Regions from separate parts of the Homo sapiens genome. Here region 2 is linked to region 1. Evidence: read pairs that join two places in POLR2A ChIA-PET (ENCODE). Cell type or tissue: OCI-LY7. All regions are shown on one strand. Links, peaks and the distances in the headings refer to the core of each region. The heading gives the core; the rest is flanking DNA.

Region 1 (7,798 bases), core at 1,452-6,451:
TACTGTTTTTGTTGTGTGCAGACCTAGTCTATGGCATAACGTTCAAAATCGGAGACCCTGAGGCTGTTTCTTTGGTTTCTCTGAGACCTTGATTTCTCTTAGTAAGTATTGGCTGCCCTGGAAGACTTCGAGTTCTGTTAGAGAATGATTACAGAAGTCCTCTGATTTTACTCTGCAACTGTAGTTAAACTAGAAAAAAAGGGGGGGGGGCGGATGTCTTGCTCAGCCTTCATTGTGACCCTTGCATTGGATCTCGTATAGTTGGTGTGGCCTCCCCTACCCTCCATTCAGCTGTTGTTCTCCTCTTTCTGTAGTTTCTCCCCGAAGAGCAGGATCTCCTTCGATAGGCTGGCCATCTGAATGGAACTGGATGGGAGGGAACAAAGACCAAGTTGCTGTGACGTTTTCTCTGTTCTTCGTGATGCCTCTTAAGTTTGTTGAAAAGTTCCCCACAAGATAGTGCTAAATTTGACCTAAACTTGAAACTTTCAGCAGTTTTTTTCTTCTGTTCTATTTTTGCTGTAGTAAAATATACATAACACAATTTACCAGAATTTTGTTTTTAAAGGTGTCACCTTTAAAACCTGAGTTCCTCTTTTGCAGCTCTCATTTGCGTCAGCCTTCTGACTTGCATTGCCACCGCCAGATGCTTTTCTCCGGACTGGCCATGCTGGGCACCCCATACCAGCAGTGCCATCACACCCTCCCAGATGGGCTGTTGATGACGAGCGGCTGCCATGTTAGCGGTAATTACAGTGTTGATACGGTGGCAAGTAGAACTCCCTACAAATAGAGTGAAGGAAACTATGCTGTTTGTGTTGGACAGTATTTTTCCAAGAAGTTTTTGTGCCCCTTTTTATTTTATTTTATTTTTATTTTTTTGGAGTCTCGCTCTGTCGCCCAGGCTGGAGTGCAGTGGCGCAATCTTGGCTCATTGCAACCTCCGTCTCCTGGGGTTCAAGCAGTTCTCTGCCTCAGCCTCCCGAGTAGCTGGGATTACAGGCGCCCACCGCCACGCCTGGCTAATTTTTGTATTTTTAGTAGAGATGGGGTTTCACCATGTTGGCCACGCTGGTCTTGAACTCCTAACCTTGTGATCCACCTGCCTTGGCCTCCCAAAGTGCTGGGATTACAGGCGTGAGCCACCGCGCCCGGCCTCTTTTTGTGCCTTTTTAAGTAGATTTGACATAGAAAGGTTATGCTTCATCAAATATAAGAGGAGTCTTATTTTGCATATGGGCAGAGAGCCCATCATCAATTAAATAACATAATTAGAGAGTATCAGTAAATGCTGGCTCAGAAAATAATCTGCATTTTGTTGCCAAAATAAGTGTTTTGATCTGTCCATTACTCTGTGTAACTCCCTTCATCCTCAAATCGTAAGTGTAATGGGTGAGTGTCTCTTAATAGCAAGGTATTTGTAGTTAATCGGTGAAAATGATGGTGCATCCCTTGTCTGGTGGCTGCGTCAGTTTGTGACTCTTGTGTAGTCAGTGCTCTGTGGGAATTCAGTGTGGCCCGTTTGATAAACTTTATAGAAAAATGGAATGAATTCAAATAAAAGTTATTGTCTTGAAATTTTGAAATGTTTTCAGTGTGTGTTCTCTTAATTTGAAATTGTTTTTTTCTTTTTTTTTTTTTTGAGACGGAGTCTCGCTTTGTTGCCCAGGCTGGAGTGCAGTGGCATGATCTCGACTCACTGCAACCTCCACCTCCTGGGTTTAAGCAATTCTCCTGCCTCAGCCTCCCAAGTAGCTGGGATTACAGACACCTCCTACCAAACACGGCTAATTTTTTTTTATTGTTAGTAGAGACTGGAGTTTCACCATGTTGGCCAGGCTGGTTTCAAACTCCTGACCTCAAGTGATCCACCTGCCTCGGCCTCCCAAAGTGCTGGGATTATAGACGTGAGCCACCATGCCTGGCCTCAAATGTTATTTTTATGATAACGTCCCAAATGGTGACTGTGGCCTAACTCTGATACCATGCCCCATTCTTGACCCTGCCCCAAGCTTCCAGTCATTCTGGCTGCGTTGGCCTTGCCTTTCCTCAGTTGGGCCATGTGCCATAGTTTGTGGCATGGCCTCGACATACCTCGCTGCCATCTCATGCAGATCCCCCCAAACTCCAAGATAACTCCTACTCAGCCTTTGCGTCTTAGTGTAATATCACTTCCTTTAGTAAGTCTTTTTTTTTTTTTTTTGAGGCAGGGTCTCGGTGTGTTGCTCAGGCTGGAGGGCAGCGGCCAGTTGCGTGAACGTGGCTCTCTTCAGTCTCGACTCCCTGAGCTGAAGCGATCCTCCCACCTCAGACTCCTGAGTAGCTGGGACCACAGGCATGTGCCGCCGTGCCCAGCTAATTTATTTTACTTTTTGTAGAAACAGGGTCTTCCTGTGTTGTGTAGGCCTCAGCCTTCTGGGGTTGGCTTACCTCAGTCTCCTAAAGTGTTGGGATTATAGGCATGAGCCACTGTGCTCAGCCCCCTTTTGTTTTCATTACAAGTTTGCTTTTATAACTTAGATAAAGGTGGGAAGACAGTTTTCACAATTAAGGCAGAACAAGAGATAAAGAAACATAAAGGGAGAGTTGTCTTTGTGGGAAGAAAGTGCTTTCTGTGAAAGCACTTTTAGCAGGACTGCTGTTTTCAGGCCAGAGTAGAAGGGCCAGAAGCAGTTTTTATTCAGATTTCCTCATCGTTTCCATCAAGGTCTCAGTGACTGTAAAGGATGGGTTGAAATCAGTCTGGACTAAGTGTGGTTTGCTGCTGCTGCTTATGAGGATTAAGTGTCTCGTTTGTCCGGAGGCCCCTCTGGTCACATGTAGCTGAGCAGGTGGAGTGATATGAAAGTTTTAGCATTTTAATGAAGAAAAAATGATCTCTTTGGAGGGAAAGACAACGAAATGGAGGTGTGCCCTATTGATTTTTTTCTGTATGTTTAGGTTTTCAAAGTTTCTTTGTAAATGAAACTGTTATGTAATTGGCAAAAGTTTGCTTTTTAAAGACTAATTGTGGGTATATTTGGGAGATTGCGACTTGTTTTAGATTTTTGGGTTTACAGTAAGGGGCTAGGGTATTTGGTGGAGGGGAACTGGTTGATTGTGGTTGAAAACATTCAGATACTATTCTAGCTCTAAGAAACCTCACAGTTTTGTTTTGTTTTGAGACAGAGTCTCTGTCACCTAGGCTGGAGTGCAGTGGCACGATCTTGGGTCATAGCAACCTCTGCCTCCCGGATTCAAGTGATTCTTCTGCCTCAGCCTCCCGAGTAGCTGGGACTACAGGCCCATACCACCACTCCCAGTTAGTGTTTTTTTTTTTTTTTTTTTAAAGTAGAGATGGGGTTTCCCCATGTTGGTCAGGCTGGTCTGGAACCCCTGACCTCAGGTGATCCAGCCGTCTTGGCCTCCCAAAGTGCTGGGATTACAGGTGTGAACTACCGCGCCTAGCCAGAAACCCCACAGTGCTAAAGCTGGCTCTGTGAATAAAGGGTTAAGAGGGTTTTCAGTGTGAAAATAAAAGTAAGCCGTCCTGTCTGTATGGCTGAGATTTTTCAGGGGCCTAGAGGACCGAATCCTGTTGAGTGAAAATCCAGTCTTCTGGGCTTCCCCACACCCGCTTTCTCTCTTCCTCTTGGAGGTCAAGGTTGAGACAGCTGTCAGGGTGCTGCTGTCTCAGTTACAGCGTCCTTGTGGCTGGTGGAGGGTGAGACCTGTTTCCAGGCCTGTCCTTCGCATCTGTGCAGTGAATTATTTATTATCCTGGAAATCTGTAGGGCTCTTTTTTCCACGTGTAAAGCAACCAATGTGTACCTGTTCATTATTTGAAAATGTTGGCTTTTTCTCAACAAACCATTTTTATACCATATGAAAATTTCTTTTGTCATGGTAAAATTCAGAAGACTTTCCCCTTCATTACTTAACTCTAAAAAATGTGACTTTTAAGAATGGCTGAAATTGAAATGTTATTTGTAAATGCCTAATAACTTTATGATATCAGAGGTTATTTTTTATGTAAAATTAGCAAATAAACCTCTTTTCTTGGTGCATTGATAGTAAGTTGCCCTTCCTCGACTCCCTATGGCTCTTTTCAGACTTAGGATGCTAATGGCTTAGAATAAATTTTGGAATGCAGTATTTCCAAGTAAAGGGAAGATTGCGTAGGCTGCTTGGTTCCTGAGGTTTTACTAGAGTTAGGATTAGCTTACTGCTGCATTCATATCTGACACAATCAAAGAAGACTTTGGTTTAATTCTGGATGATGATGTAAACTTGAAATCATTATGGCTGTACTGTTTAAACTTATCTAAAATAGAGAAGGTAAGACGCAGTGAAGGACCTTATTTTTCTCTTAAGAAATCAAGCTTTGTTAGTATCCACCATGTTTCTAGATGTGGTTTTACATCTTGCAAAACAGGAAATAAAAGTAAAAAACCAAAAAAACCCCAGAGCACCACTCTTGAAAGGATTAAGTTTTTAAAAATGATTTTGACTAAGATGTCTGGCTGATTAAAGGATGTGCAGAGCACTGAATAACCTTTGCCTTTTCTGATGGTGACAAAGAAGAAATCCAGCTTTCAGGCAGCCGAAGAGCGTCTCGAGAGCTTGTAGTGTTAGTATTCCACAGCCCCACAGTTGATTCGGATTTCAAGGAATTTTTAGACTTTGTGGATTTTTTCTTCACTATAATTGTATGTTTGGCTCCTAATTTATTTAAATTACATACATAGATATTTTTGTTACTTTGAGAATAGTCTATCTGAAATTTGAAGTTCTTTAGAGCTTAATATATTAAATATGCTAACACTCAAAACATTTTCTTTCTTTTTTTTTTTTTTTGAGATGGAGTTTCCCTCTTGTTGCCCAGGCATGATCTTGGCTCACCGCAACCTCCGCCTCCCGGGTTCAGGCGATTCTCCTACCTCATCTTCCCGAGTAGCTGGGATTACAGGCACGCGCCACCACTCCTGGCTAATTTTGTATTTTTCGTAGAGACGGGGTTTCTCCGTGTTGGTCAGGCTGGTCTCAAACTCCCGACCTCAGGTGATCTGCCTGCCTTGGCCTCCCAAAGGGCTGGGATTACAGGCGTGAGCCACCATGCCCGGCCTAAACATTTTCTCACAGGCATTTTTCCCCTGACACATGCGAGAGGTATCTTTGAATTGTATCCTTTATCTTTTAGTGTGAAACTCAGAAAAGTGATGCACGCTTGCACTTACAGTTCAGGTAAAATGTTAAGCATATTCAATGAGATTTACATTCATGCTTGATTTTTCTTTGGCAAAGTCTTTAGATCTGATTCTGCTAAACTTGGGTTCTCACCAGATGACTGGCTTTTAAAAGAAGATGATGTTGAAACTGACTCTTGTAAAAAAGGACATTTAGTAGAAGCTAATGGTACGGTGAAGTTTTAGAGAGTTGAGGAGAAAATCTGTCTTAGAACTTAATCTGTGCCTTTTCCTTAATAGCTTTCTTCTAAGCCCATAAATATATTGGTTCAGGGGGATGAGTGAAGGCAAATGGAGGGTGTGGAAGGGAGACAGAGAACAGCTCTTGGGCGTTGGAGAAGTGCTGGGACTTGTGTCAGTGCTGCCCGTGTTGGTTTTCCAGCGCTGCTGTAACTAACCACCATAACCTTAGATTTATTGTTTTATAGTTCTGTTGATTAGAAGCCTAACATGATCTGCCTGGGCTAAAATCTGGGTAGGTAGGGCTGGTTCCTTCTGGAGGCTCCAGGGGAGAATCTGTGTTCTTGTCTTTTCCGTGTTCCAGAGGCTGCCTGCATTCGGCCTGTAGTGCTTTCCTCAGTCTTCAAAGCCAGCCTCATGGCATCTCTCTGACTCCTGCTGCCCACCCGCTTTTTTGGAGAGTCTCGGCTCTGTTGCCCAGGCTGGAGTGCAGTGGCACAATCAAGGCTCACTGCAGCGTCGACCTCCTGGGCTCAATCAATCCTCCCGCCTCAGCCCCCCAGCAGTGCTGGAATTACAGGCATGGAGCCACTGTGCCTGGCCCTTGTTTCACTTTTGGATCCTTGTGGTTACAAATTGGGCCCACCCGAGCACTGCGAGGTCATCTCCCTCTCTGCTGATTAGTAACCTCAGTTCCCTTTTCCACGTAACCTAAGGCATTCACAGGTTCCAGGGGTGAGCAAGCTGGAGGTTTTTCCAGTAATGTTCCCTTGCTGTCCTCAGATGCCATCCGGGATCCCACATTGCATTTAGTTGTCATGTCTCCTTAATCTCGTCTGCAACCATTTCTCAGCGTTTCCCTGTTTTTCATGACCTTGGCAGTTTTGATGAGGGCAGTCATCTTTTTTTATGTCTTTGTGACTGACCGTTCACACATTGGCATGTTTGTAAAGCACGGTGTGGCTGACGTGTGGCTCACCTGACTGCTTTTCCAAATGGGGTGCAGTGTGCTCTACAGTGGGAGAACAGCTTTGTGTCTTCTTTTAGCTGGAAGGAGCTACATGTTTTATAGAAGGGACTTCTGAAACTAGACAAACTCTGCTTTTTCTGATGTTTCACTGATTTCCTTCACAGATGTTCATTGGCTGCTCACTGGGTGCAGTGCTGTGGCCTCCTGTTCTGAGATCTGGGAGAAAGATGCATTTAGTTGACTAAAGCTTGCATTAAATATTGGTTCTTATGAAAAGAGAGATCATAGATCAGAGGAGGGAAAGGCTCTGTGACCTGGGAGATTTAAGGGAAGAAGTGCTATTTTTTTTTTTTTTAACTGTAAGCTATGTTTCTGTTTTAAAAAAAGAATCAGTAGAATGTCACTGCAGAAATCAGAGTAAGGGCATCTTCGACTTCGGGAAGGCTGGGGACAAAGGCTGGGAAGGCCGCATGTAACGTGAGAATGTCAGCCAGACGTGTCTGAACACGAAAGCCCATCCAAGAAGATGGAAGATGACAGCAGATTAACCTGGAAGCATGACTGGAGTTGGGTTGTGTAGGGTTTGCAATGATAGACCTGAATTTCATTTGCTTACTTGTTTTGAGGCAGAAGATGATGTGTCAGAGTTTGCAGGCGGTGGATGCCTAGATGAAAGCACTGGCTTTGCAACACCATGGTGCCTAAATGGTTCTTTTTTTGAGACAAGGTCTTGCTCTGTCACTCAGGGTGGAGTGCAGTGGCGTGACCATATCTCACTGCATCCTTGAGCTTCTGGGCTCAAGTGAGCCTCCTGCGTCAACGTCATGAGTGGCTAGAACTACAGACGTGCGCTAATTTTTAAAAATTCTTTGTAGAAATGGGGTTTCGCTATGTTTCTTAGGCTGATGTTGAACTCCTGGCCTCAAGTAGTCCTCCTGCCTCAGCCTCCCAAAGTGCTGGGATGACAGGCACAAGACATCACATGCAGCCTTAAGAAGATCCCTACAAGAGAACCTGGAGAAACTTGAAATAGGGAAGGGGACTCGAAAGCACACTGTGTAGGTGAATTGTGAAGACTTCATGGTGTTAACTGGTATTCATTAAAAAGACTTGGAAAAAGAGAAGATGAATTGATTCCCAGTGGAGGGAATGGGGCAAACATTAGTTAGGAGAGTGGCTTTGTGAAACGATAGAGCAAAGGAGACAGAAAAGAAAGCAGGAATGGGGAACGGGGTGGTGGGGCAGAAGCTGGGTGCTGTTTATTTTGTGCCTACTGTGTGTCACTCTCCATTCTCTGCCCTGGGGACATTTGACAGATGTGGACGTCACTGGTGTGATTTGCCCACATTCTGGAGGGAGAAGTGGGCATCTCAGTTGAGGAAAGGAAATGGCTATCTGGGGAATTCTTGAGGGGCACAGCCCA
Region 2 (6,289 bases), core at 1-5,000, 500 kb after region 1:
TCCATGACCTTCAGCTTTCTCCCAAGAAGCCCTACCCTCTCGGGCCGGCCAGGTTGGACCCCCTTAGACGGATAAGGCCAGGTTGGACCCCCTTAGCCGGGTCAGGCCTGCAGGCGACAGCCAGGAAGGGGCTGGACCCTGGACCCACCCCCACGCCAAGCACCACAGACATGTGCTCCGAGCTCAGGTGGCTGGAACTGCCAGGGAGGTCCCAGAGCCTCAGGGAAGTCCCTCCACCCACCCATGGGGAGAGACAACCGTTGCAATGACAGAGTCACAGTGCTGGCTCACCCTGTCCCCAAGCAGACCCCGGGGCAACCTCGTCCCTCCAGATCCCCTCGGGGACAATCGGAGCAGACCCAGGACAGCCCCAGGTGCCCCACGCACAGATCCTGGGTGGGTGAGGATTTCTGACAAGCTCCCAGGGTCAGGGACTGCGCTCTGAGAACCCTCGGACTCCCCTCCCAGACCCCTCTCACTTTCCTCGGTGTCTGGAGTCGGGACTGAACATGGGCGCAGGGTCAGGGACTGCGCTCTGAGAACCCCTGGACTCCCCTGCCCGACCCCTCTCACTTTCCGCGGTGTCTGGAGTCAGGACTGAACACGGGCAGAGTGGGAAGGGTGTTTTAGGCCAGGGCACCCAAAGGCGCCTTAAAAGAATCTGATGTTTAAAATGTTTCAAGTTCAGTGAAGCAGAGTGCTTGATCCACAAGCCTGTGTTATATCCTCTAAGCTTGTGTGTGTCTGAAAACAAGGTCAATAGAAACCTAACTATTAAAAAGCCATGAGGCCGGGTGCAGTGGCTCATGCCTGTCATCCCAGCACTTTGGGAGGCTGAGACAGGAGAATCGCTTCAGCCACGAGTTTGAGACCAGCCTGGGCAACATAGTGAGGCCCCATCTCTACAAAACATAAAAAATTAACCAGGCATGGTGGCGGGCGCCTCTGGTCCCAGCTATTCAAGAGGCTGATGCAGGAGATTCGCTTGAGCCCAGGGGGTGGAGGCTGCGGTGAGCCAAGATCGCACTGCTGCACTCCAGCCTGGGTGACAGAGCAAGACCCTGCCTCAGAAAAAATAAATAATGGAAGCAAAACACAAAGTTTTTTTCTTATTGGATACAGGCCAGTTTGTCTTCCAGTTCAGCTCTAAGATACAATAACAGTGCTGTGATCGTCCATCACACTCACAATCGCCCAGGACGCGAATGGTTAGGGTCCTGCAGCCTCTTCAGGGACGAAGTCCACGTTTGGAGCAGGTCAGGCTGCATGGTTCTTAACCCAAGACTCCCAGATCCTTCCGGATCCTTCCGGGTGCCTGGAATATCCTTGGGCCTCTTGGCCAGACCTAGCTGGGTCTTCCGTGGCCCCAGGCCCCACTGCAGCCCGAAGTAGCCACTGGTGGGAGGCAGGAGCTTGGCACTGCTTGGGGGAGGTGTCTATGACGCAGGAGGTGGCACCCTGGCTCTGGAGGGCGGGCGGCTGCCTCTCCCCACGCACCACGCGCCACGCGCCACACACACAGAACCACACACCAGCCTCTTGGTATTTTCCTCATGTTGGATGCCGCTCGATGGCCCAGGTTTACCCAGTTCCCAGGCTCCGGGCTGAGAACAGAATGTTCCAGAATGTTCTAGAACATTGGTGGGTAGGCCAGGGCCACGTTCTTCCCTCTTAAGCTGCTGTGAACACCCAGGCAGGACGGAGGGGAGGAGAGGAAGAGCACAGGGCAGGGGTTCCCTCGTTCATTCCTTCTGCTGCACACACACCACCCCCCGTCGGCAGAGCCGTGGACTCGCGGACTCACAGGAGATGAGATGAGGGCAGGTCACCGGTGTGGGGCCTGCGGACTAGACATGGCACCAGCACAGGGGCAGCCGCCTCAGCCTGAGTCAGAGGGAAACCGGGGCGGCACCGGCACGTCGCAGCCCTCACCCCGCCTGGGCTCCTTACAGGGAAAGTGGCCTCCGGACGGGGCTTCCCCCTTTGCAGCTGGGGTGCAGCAGCCCAGGACCCTGGGACCCCCAGGGAGGCTGGGACTTTCCCCTCTGGGAGCCTCGGTTTCCTGTTCTGCAGAACGGGCAGCCTTGCCGGGTCTTGATGCCTCCTGGGCGCTGGGGAGGAGCAGAGACCACGGTGGGCAGAGGGCTCCGTGTCCTGGAAGCTGGGTGGGTGTAGCCACAGCAGGCTCTCTGCCTCAGGGAGAGGACTGGCTTAGACCCAGCCTGAGTCCCAAATCCCACCGCTGGTGACCTGGGAAATTGCTTAACCTCTCCAGTCCTGTCAGACACCGAATATATGCCACCAGGTCACCAGCGTCCCCCGCAAGTCCAGGGTGCTCAGGAAGCGGGGGCGACGCTGTTGCTGCCCTGATGCTCAAATTCCTGTCTCTGTTCAGACTCCACCCTGCTGGGCTCAGCCCCATGCGCTTCAGGAGGGGAGGAGGATGCCAGCCAAGGGAACAGCGGGTCCTGTGGGGCTGTGGCCTCTGACTGCCGTCAGCTCTCTGTCCCACACCCACTACCCGCCTGGGGTGGCTGATGAGCTGGGGAAGGCCCTCCTGTCCGGGCAAAGGCCACTGAGCCCCCTAGGCCTTGGGGGCTGCCCCAGGGTCCCAAGGCTGCGCTGGGCGGCCGGGCCTGGAGTCTCAGCCCATCCTGCTCTTCGGAAGCAGCTGGGGAGACCGGCCATTTCCTCTGTGTTCCCTGGGATGTGTGTGGGGCAGAGCCCCAGGGGAGTCCTGAGGGCGAGAGAGGTGGAATTCAGCCTAGAGAAGTTCCAGGTGTCGTGTGGGGGACCCAGAGGTGGGTGTGCCAAACTCCGCCAGCCAGTCATCACCCATGGAGCCCTGCGCCTTGTGCCGGGAACACAGCCCTTGGAGACAGGCAAGGTTCCCGCCCAGGGCTGCTTTCCTGTGGGTCCAAGGAAACCAGCCCACAGCAACTGCAACCCAAGGTGCTAATGCTGTGATGGAGGCGTGCAGGGGGCATGGAGCCCAGGAAGGTGTGAAGGGGGTGTGGAACCCAGGAAGGTGTGCAGGGGGTGTGGAGCCCAGGACAGGACAGGGCACTTCCTATGGGCTCTGAGGGCTGGGTAGGAGCCCGCCACGTGAGGCAAGTTTCGATGGGAGGGCTGGGGAAGGCCCAGAGATGAGGAAACACCCTCAGGAGAAGCGGCTCTGATGTAGGGTTGGGGCAGAGTGTGGAGGGGCCCCCAGCCACCTTCAGGGTCTGGCCTTGATCTTGAGGGAGGTGGGCAGCCACTGAAGGTTTAAGAGGAGGGGCGGGGCAGCCACATCACAATTGAAGCAGGTCTCTTGCCATGGGGGCGGGAGGGCTGTGGGGGAGGAGGCTGTGGGGGAGGAGGCTGTGGCTGACTCCAGGGGGCGGCGGTGGGGCTGGGAGAGCCCTTTCTCCCTTCCAAAGCACTCTTCCGGAGAGGGGCCGCATCTGCAGGGATGCCGACCTGAGCTCAATTTAGGAAGAGCTTTCTAGCAGCAACGCGCCTGCCCCGGAGGCGGCCATGGCCAGAAGGCGGTGTGGGGATTCCACTGTCCCCCTGGGCTGGCCCCTTCACGGCTCAGGGATCTCGCAGGGGTCACAGCTGCCCGTCCGTGCTTGCCCACCTTCACGGGCACCATAGGAGAGTCCAAACGTGGACGGTTTTATTAAATCCTCACCACACCCCCATTCAGCTGACTCTGTTACCTTCTTACTTTACAGTTGGGGAAACGGGTCAAGACATTTGCCCAAGCGTACCCAGCACAGACAGGAAATGCTGAGTGTGAACCAGGGGCCTGTGACTTCGAGACCCTCAGTGGGGTTCCGGCTGTCCCACCGGAGACTCCTGGAAGCTGAGGTGGTGAGCGGGACCGGGGGACACCTTCGAGGGAAGCTGGAACCGCGGTTCTTTCCTTGGAATTCAGGGGATCCGTGGACTTGGATGAGTTTCATCTGGCATTGTGTCGTGTCTCTAACCAAAATTTAGCCTTTCCTGTAACCAAGAACGTGGGCACCTCCCCAGGGTGTCAGCCGCGCCTGTGCCGTTGACACCGATAGAGCTGCCCCAGGGCCACTTTGGTGGGCCCCAAGCAGCCACGCCTTGGGAGGGTCCAGGGCTCCACAAAAGACCCCCCTCGCCTTCCACTCACCACCACGTCTCCTAATGCGGTTCCCACGCCTCACCACTTTAAATCATGGCTTAATGAAAAGCACAGTGCTCACTACACCAGAATGTTCTAACGGGGTGGTAGCTGTATTTTGGTAAAATGGGTTTCCTTCATAATTCTGTGAACTTATTTGCTTACTAGATGCCCAAGGAGTCCACACACCGGGAAGGTGAAGACCCCGATTCCAGTTCCGTGCTCTCATTGGGGTGTCTCCGGCCTGCGCCTCGGCTCGGACTCCCCAGGTAGACCTGCTCTTTCTGGGGGTGGCAGGAGCGCCCAGTAACTGCAGTCTCAGAGCCCTGGAATCCTGCACCACTTTGTACCAGGTTTCCCCAAATCACCCCAGCCCTCCGGCCATGGCACCTTCTCCGTGGTTCTGGGTTTGCTCAGCCGTGCCCTGAGCTGGGGAGTGGCTGAGCATCCAGCTATGAGCCGCTTCACCTGCACTGCCTTGAACACCCGGGGCAGGTTTTTTCCTGCCTCCACCCCCGGCCCCCACTCCCTCTGTGGCTCACCCCAACTGTCCACACCTTATTCAGGACCAGAAAGCCGGGGCAAGGCTCCTCCGTACATGACACTGTTCAGCATCCTCTGGAGCGGCTTCGCGACTTACATTCCTCTCTCCAGGCTTTGTGACTGGGGATGGCACCCTTGTGGGCCTCCTCCCTCCTCTGTAAAGTGGGCTGGCATGAGACTTACATAAAACCATATTACCACTTATTCATTGATCCACCTATCCACCCACCCACCCATCCACCCATCCACCCACCCACCCACCCATCCACCCATCCACCCACCCCTCTACCCATCCATCCACACATTGACCCACCCACCCATCTATCCACCTACCCACCCATTCACCCATGCACCCATCTATTCACCCATCCATCCATCCATCCATTCACCCATCCACCCATCTATCCACCCATCCATCCACCCATCCATCCACCCATCCACCCATTCACCCATCCACCCACCCATCCACCCATCCATCCACCTATCCACCCATCCACCCATGTATCCATCCATCCACTCATTCACCTGTCTATCCACCCATCCATCCCTACCCACCCATTCACTGATCCACTCATCCATCCACCCATCCACGCACCCATTCATCCACCCATCCATCCACACATTCACCCACCCACCGATCCATTCACCTACTCACCCATTCACCCATCTCTCCATCCACCACCCATTCACCCATTTATCCATCCATCCATCCATCCATCCATCCACCCATTCACTCATCTATCCACTCATCCACCCATTCACCCGTCTATCCACCCATCCACACATTCACCCATCTATCCACCCACCCACCCACACACCCATCCACCATTCATTCACCCACACACCCATCCATCCACCTACCCACCCATTCACCCATCTCTCCATCCACCCATCCATCCACACATTCACCCACCCACCTATCCATTCGCCTACTCACCCATTCACCCATCTCTCCATCCATCCACCCATCCACCCATCTATCCATCCACCTACCCATTCACCCATTTATCCATCCATCCTTCCACCTATTCACCCATCTATCCACCCATCCACCCATTCACCCATCTACCCACCCATCCACCCATCTATCCATCCACCACCCATTCACCCATTTATCCATCCATCCATCCATCCACCCATTCACTCATCTATCCACTCATCCACCCATTCACCCGTCTATCCACCCATCCACACATTCACCCATCTATCCACCCACCCACCCACACACCCATCCACCATTCATTCACCCACACACCCATCCATCTACCTACCCACCCATTCACCCATCTCTCCATCCACCCACCCATTTACCCATTTATCCATTCATCCATCCACCCATTCACCCATCTTTCCGCCCATTCACCCATCTATCCATCCACCCACCCATCCACACATCTATCCATCCACCCACCCATCCACCCACTCACTCACTCACCCATCTATCCACCCACTCACCCATCTATCCACCCATCCATCCACCCATTCACTCATCCACCCACCCACCCATCCACCCATCATCTACCCACCCATCCACTCACCCACCCACCCATTCATTCATCAATCTATTCATTCATCTATTCATCCAGCAGTGAAGGGTGTGTGTGTTGG

Evidence for each region. ChIA-PET counts read pairs that join two places held together with the same protein. Peaks named below come from ENCODE experiments on the same cell type or tissue, not always from the same donor. Only the 100,000 strongest peaks of a DNase experiment are listed, where the experiment ranks them.
Region 2: POLR2A ChIA-PET joins it to region 1 with 6 read pairs; 2 of 35 experiments call an interaction of 5 or more read pairs at or near these places.

The regions. Positions count from the first base shown.
Region 1 is chr16:89,480,853-89,488,650 of GRCh38, reverse strand. The region is part of intron 1 of ANKRD11 (ankyrin repeat domain containing 11); the gene reads left to right. Among named protein-coding and RNA genes, the nearest start is that of ANKRD11, 5.8 kb to the left of the region's middle. RefSeq lists enhancers at 134-203, 354-623, 402-902, 903-1,403. In OCI-LY7, for the core only: no CTCF peak of the experiment used is centred there; DNase peaks (open chromatin) are centred at 2,780 and 3,650; H3K4me3 peaks cover 2,733 bases; H3K27ac peaks cover 2,269 bases.
Region 2 is chr16:88,979,636-88,985,924 of GRCh38, reverse strand. It overlaps LOC124903756 (a long non-coding RNA gene), which reads right to left and starts at 4,862. Exons shown (of 2, transcript XR_007065183.1): 1 at 4,696-4,862; 2 at 3,639-3,969. RefSeq lists enhancers at 2,201-2,260, 1,966-2,466 and a silencer at 3,551-3,753. In OCI-LY7, for the core only: no CTCF peak of the experiment used is centred there; a DNase peak (open chromatin) is centred at 2,024; H3K4me3 peaks cover 2,155 bases; H3K27ac peaks cover 4,336 bases.